2 separate regions of the Homo sapiens genome follow, and region 2 is linked to region 1. A link is an interaction called in ENCODE POLR2A ChIA-PET data of the cell type or tissue named here. Cell type or tissue: endothelial cell of umbilical vein. All regions are shown on one strand. Links, peaks and the distances in the headings refer to the core of each region. The heading gives the core; the rest is flanking DNA. Region 1 overlaps MBNL2 (muscleblind like splicing regulator 2). Region 2 overlaps RAP2A (RAP2A, member of RAS oncogene family).

Evidence for each region. Peaks named below come from ENCODE experiments on the same cell type or tissue, not always from the same donor. Only the 100,000 strongest peaks of a DNase experiment are listed, where the experiment ranks them.
Region 2: POLR2A ChIA-PET joins it to region 1 with 5 read pairs; 2 of 35 experiments call an interaction of 5 or more read pairs at or near these places.

Annotation. Positions count from the first base shown.
Region 1 is chr13:97,264,104-97,267,027 of GRCh38, forward strand. The region is part of intron 1 of MBNL2 (muscleblind like splicing regulator 2); the gene reads left to right. All of the region lies in intron 3 of LOC101927385 (a long non-coding RNA gene), which reads right to left. Among named protein-coding and RNA genes, the nearest start is that of MBNL2, 43 kb to the left of the region's middle. In endothelial cell of umbilical vein, for the core only: no CTCF peak of the experiment used is centred there; a DNase peak (open chromatin) is centred at 1,212; H3K27ac peaks cover 2,305 bases.
Region 2 is chr13:97,457,556-97,460,479 of GRCh38, forward strand. All of the region lies in intron 1 of RAP2A (RAP2A, member of RAS oncogene family), which reads left to right. Among named protein-coding and RNA genes, the nearest start is that of RAP2A, 25 kb to the left of the region's middle. RefSeq lists enhancers at 2,306-2,355, 2,716-2,825. In endothelial cell of umbilical vein, for the core only: no CTCF peak of the experiment used is centred there; no DNase peak of the experiment used is centred there.

The DNA.
Region 1 (2,924 bases), core at 240-2,739:
GAGTAGCTGGGGCTCGGGACCTCATGCCATTCTCCTGCCTCAGCCTCCCGAGTAGCTGGGACTACAGGTTCCCGCCACCACGCCCAGCTAATTTTTTGTATTTTTAGTAGAGATGGAGTTTCACCGTGTTAGCCAGGATGGTCTCCATCTCCTAACCTTGTGATCCACCCGCCTCGGCCTCCCAAAGTGCTGGGATTACAGGCTTGAGCCACTGTGCCCGGCAGAGAAGATTATTATTTAACTTGTTAGGAACTTCATCAGAAATTATTCAGCAATTTGATAAGCCATGCCTTTTATCAAACCTGTGTCAGTCTACATTTGTACCCGTTACATTCATTACAGTGCTGCAAACAAACAGGTGACAGCTTCTGACACTTCATTCTGTCTTCTAATATGCTTGTGCCTTAGCATCAAAATTTTAAAATACATATTATTTATTGTATAAAGTAGCTTTCTGTTGATATGTAAATTACAGTATTTATAGTTATGGCAATATATTGATTTTGTTTTTAAAGTGTGTCTGTTGGTTACACTATGATTTTCATTTGGTGATAATAAAAGTTGTGTTACAAACATTTTGTCAAAAAAGGGGTTATTAGTATTTATAGGTAGGTGTACAGGCCAATGAAATGGCCATTAGGCTGGTCACTGGAGAGAGAGAAAAAGACAAAGGTCAGCTGAAAGTGGTTCTGTCCACCCAAGGCTATGGCCGGGGAAGGAAATGGAAGTTCTAACAAAGAGTTCTCTGGGAATTCAGGGCTAGATTTCAGCTGACAGATCGATCATTGTTCTGTCTGGCTACAGCCATTGGTTCCTGGACATCCAGGAAACCGGTAAGTGCAATGCAGTTTTCAATGGTCTCTAATACAATTGCTTTTATTTCTAATAAGAGCATCTCCTAACTGAATTATAAATATTTGGATAGAAAACACAGATGCAGTGAAAAACATAATTTGAATACAAATACGTGTTGAATAGATTACATCTGGCTGTAGTTTCAAGAATATATTTAGAAATTTTCACTCTTTGAATTGAGGATGTGATTTCTTTCTCTACCCATTCCTGGAAATGGCAATGAAAAGAGATTGGAAATTTTTGCATGTTAAAATGAGCCCTGGATTTTATGACTTTTTCACTTGTACTTTAAGACATAAGATACATGAAAAAAAAGTTGGAAATTTCTCCTTTTGTTATTTTTATCATAAAACAAAGGTTGGCTTATCTGAGTCATTGAATGGCCTTGGGTAACCCTATGTTTTATTTCCCTTATATTAATATATCTGAAAGTATGTTCCAGAGGACAAAATACCATGTAAAATGAAGATATCATTGTCAGACACGGTTCTTTCTCTAGTTAGAAAGAATGAAAGTTTGGAGTTAGTTTTAGAAGACAGTCTATCAAGGGCGTGTCCAACTCACATGCTAGGCAGGACTTCATAGCTTGTACCTACCTTCAGAGAAAGAGCCTTTCTACTTTCTTTTACTTATACTTCGTTGACTTTGGAGAAAATAACTTTTAGTAAAAAAGTTATTTCCACCTGTCATTTTTGTGTGTGCGTGTGTGTGTACATGCATGTGGATGTCTCAAGAACTAATGTTGATACAGATTAGGTACCACATAGAGATTATTGATAGTATACTACTAAATATATTTTGGTTGCAGTGCATGTATTTATGGCTTAAGTGTTACTATCCCTTTGAAGAAAAACAAGGAAAATGAAGCTCAGATAGAGCAGGTGACATCACACAGCTATTCAGAGGCAGAGAGAGTAGAGTCCAGGTTAGAAAAGCTGGTCTTGTCCTTCAACCAAGCAGAACATTCAAGGCACCATTTTATTTATATTTTCAATAAATTAGGCCGGGCACGGTGGCTCACCCTTGTAATCCCAGCACTTTGGGAGGCCGAGGTGGGTGGATGACTTGAGGTCAGAAGTTTGAGACCAGCCTGGCCAACATGGTGAAGCCCCTTCTCTACTAAAAATATGAAAATTAGCCAGGCTTGGTGGCAGGTGCCTGTAATCCCAACTACTTGGGGGGCCGAGGCAGGAGAATCACTTGAACCTGGGAGGCGGAGGTTGCAGTGAGCCGAGATTGTGCCACTGCACTCCAGCCTAGGCAACAGAGCAAGACTTCATCTCACGAAAAATAAATAAATAAATTAATTAATTAATTAAAACAAAACCAATTTAAAGGTATCTAAAAGAAAAACCATTAAAAGAAATCTCTTTTGCTACCTGCCTCAATGTTTTTCTTTGCGAAGTCAATCGAGTTCTCTATTCACTTGCATTTGCATCTCATTCACATCTGTGTTTCCCTTGGTTCACTGAGCTTCCTATGGGCAGGCCCCAGTTAGGAGCCTCTTCTCCGAGGCTGTGATTACAGGGCAGTCTTACACCCTCCTTCTGGAGATCAAGTGGCTCTCAGCCCCAGTCCTTCAGCTGGCAGCTCCTCCAGGGCCCTCTCCGCCCAGGCGTCTGCATCTGATAGGCTTAGGATGCGGCCAAGTCATCGATCAACAGAGAGAGCACATTGAGAGCTATTTTAAATTAGTCTCCAGAAATAGAGTGGGGACGCTCCAACATTGAGCCACTCACAGGAAGGAAACATTATTTTTTAAAAATATATATTTTAAGAATTTAAAAATTAAAAATAGGAAACTCAGAGATTCCGAAAATTAGAAATAGGAGAGTCAAGGAGACAAGGTTTCTTTCTTGTAATTAGATTTATATAAAAAGAATTAAAGGCATCCTATAAATTACTTAATGGATAATGAGTTCTTGACTGTCTGACTCAGAAATAGGCTTGTTTTGCAAAGATCCTTTAATCAGCTCCCTAGGAGGCCGATGTCTGGCAGGCAGCTAAAATATCATAGATGACCCGAAAGTAAACTGGAGGAACTGTGTGCTGCAGAATTATTTCCCTTA
Region 2 (2,924 bases), core at 110-2,609, 190 kb after region 1:
TGGCACAGTTATAGATTCTATAAAATGGAGTACTACCTAGCCATTAATATGATACATATTATTTATTAAAATGGAAAGCTCTGTAATAGTGGAAATTGAAGCTACCAAATATAATTGGTATAATCTCTTTTTATAAAAGCTATAGGTATACTTATATTGATATATGGAGGAAAATAATTTGGAAGGATAGATATCAAAATAGTTATAGTGATCATTCTCACAGAGCCAAGATTAAGAATTAAAAAAATGTTTTTTTGTTTCCTATTAAGTATTGCCAGGTATTTTTTTAAAATCATGACTTATTTAATTTGAGCAAGAGTAGGAGGGACCTATATCATGTTGGAGAAAAGATTTCTACATTCTAAAGGGTAAAAGAACTAGAATCTATGAGAAGAAGGGGCAGGGTGTTACAGATCACAGTTCCTTATATACAAGTAAACTTTTAAACTGTGACTTTTTAACACTAACATTTAACAGACCTGACAGTACAAAATGGGTTGCCTGTAGGTATGAGTTCCACGTCACTAAAAATGTTCAGACGTAAGCTCCAAAGCCATTTGGTAAGTTTATCATGGAAGTAATTGAAGCATCAGTTTTTTTGACGTTTTGCCTTGGGACTCTCTTGGTAGATGATTTTAACTGTGTGAAAAGATGAATGAGGGGACTTAGAAAAGCCTTTCTGATTCTCATTTCCAAATTCAAAGAGAATTATATTTCAACCTGCTTATCACTAAGAAGATACCAGCATGTTAAAATTCACATGAAGTATGACCTTCTTTAAATACGCTACGATGCAGCACCCTCAAAAGTAAAGTACAGAAACTGACAGTAGTGGTATCTGTCTACAGTTTATCATTGGTGAATAAATGAAGGGAAGAAGGAATTGAGTCTGGACTTGCCGCATATGGAACCATGAACTATACACATAGAATGTTGTTTGGGGTCACAAAGTAGTAGATTAGGCCAGTGATTCCTAAACCCTGCTGAACTTCAGAATCCATCTTCAGAGCTTATAGATATAGACATATTACATATTTTAATAGACTCTTGGGTCCTGATCCCACAGATTTAGATTAACTAGCTCTGGAATAGGGCCCAGAAATCACTATCTTTAAAAGAATTCTCAAGTTGTGTTGATGATCAGCCAAGTTCAGACACGACCAGAATAAAATATATATACGTATACATACCTACATATCAGGACAGTTACAAGAAAGGAGAAAGCAAAATAAAGTATTTTGATAAACACATCAAGTTCTTTTGAGTTACTGATATTTTAAAAAGCTGTCTCGGTGAGAAGCCCATTAACATTCTACAGCTAAGTGATGCTACAGCCAGTATTTCTGATGTTTCATTCAGTCCATTAAGCAGAGCTGCTTAAAAGAACTAGTTTTATTTATTTATACATTTATAATCAGGTTCATGAATACAGTCAACACTATGGAAATTCTTGTCAATAAAAAAGTGTTTGTCCACAGACTACACACAGAAATAAAATTATTAGACCTGCATCAGTCACCGTCTGAGCTGGTCATGCCCTTAAAGGAAATTTCAAGGAAGATGGGCTGAAGTTGGTGAGATATCTGCTGATGTTTAAGATGTAAGCAAGGTGGTATCTTACTCATGATCAGGTTAACAATAACACATACATTGAACAGTTTGAGAATTTTGCATCTTTAGCTTTATGTCCAAATGATGAAAAGGGGGTAAGGAAGAAATGATGAAAAGGGGGAAATGATGAAAAGGGGGAAAATGAAGGCAACCTGCAAAACTGATAATGAAAATAGAACATGAAAGTAACTGTCATCACCCACTAACAAAGCACCTCATCTTCCTAAATAACAGAGTCAGCCCTCTAAGTCAGTCTGTCATAAGTGCCAGATTTGTTTTCTGAGGCCACTTTTGGCACCCGAATTCCTGAGGTCTAGCTTCAAATGAGCATTTCCTCCACTGCCAGAGTCCTGCAGGAGGCTGTAGAGATGGATCCCACAGCTGGTCCCTGCACTGACAGGCATGCTGTCGCCGGCTCAGGCATTGTCTAGGGCATGTCCTGCTTAGAATGCTCTTCCCCTAGAACCTGCACGGTAGGGAGCAGATTCCCAGAAACCCTTCCCATCTTTGTTCACAGCCACTTTCCCAACAAGGCCTGGGATCATCTTATTTAAAACTGTGGCACCTGTGCTCCCCACCCACCACCTGATCCACATCTTTTTTTCCATTGCACTTAACACTTTTATTGTAAACCCAGAATTGACTTGTTATGTTTATTGTTGATGTCTGCGCCCTCTGCTAATTACAGAGCTTTATTTGCTTTGTCCATTGATGTAAGTGTCTAGAATAGTGGCTAGCACTTAGTATATAAATATGTGTTGAGTGGATGGATAAGTACATGATGTATTGATTGTTCGATTGTTCATTACTAGCTATTTATGCCACATCAGGCAGTTTTCAGTATAGCCTTCAGTATTCACGTAGTTAAAACCATCCCAAATATTTGTGTTTGAACAACGTTGTCTGTGAAATGGAACTGCCTAGGTCATGAGTGCATTTTGGAGTTCTGCTGTTGAGTCAGAGCATGCTGGCAGTAGTGGCTCCGCTTGTAGAAGTGAAACCTCCTGCTTATGTTTTGGCCCCATGAGATCTCATAAGATTTCCCCCAACATTTTTGGCTTTACTCCTGATGCACACTTTCATATCTCTTAAAGATCAGCCTGTTGGACGTTATTCTTAGAACAGTGCTAAGCACTCAGCAATTAACCTAGTCAATGATATGTGTTGACTGTGGGTGTGACCCACCATGTCTGTTGTGATTTTTAACTTCAGAGTATCTTAGGAATTATCCAGTCCAGCTCATTTTATACTTCAAGAAACTCAGGAAACCAAGATTAGGTTAATCTTCTAAATTCACAGTACTAGCTAGAGGC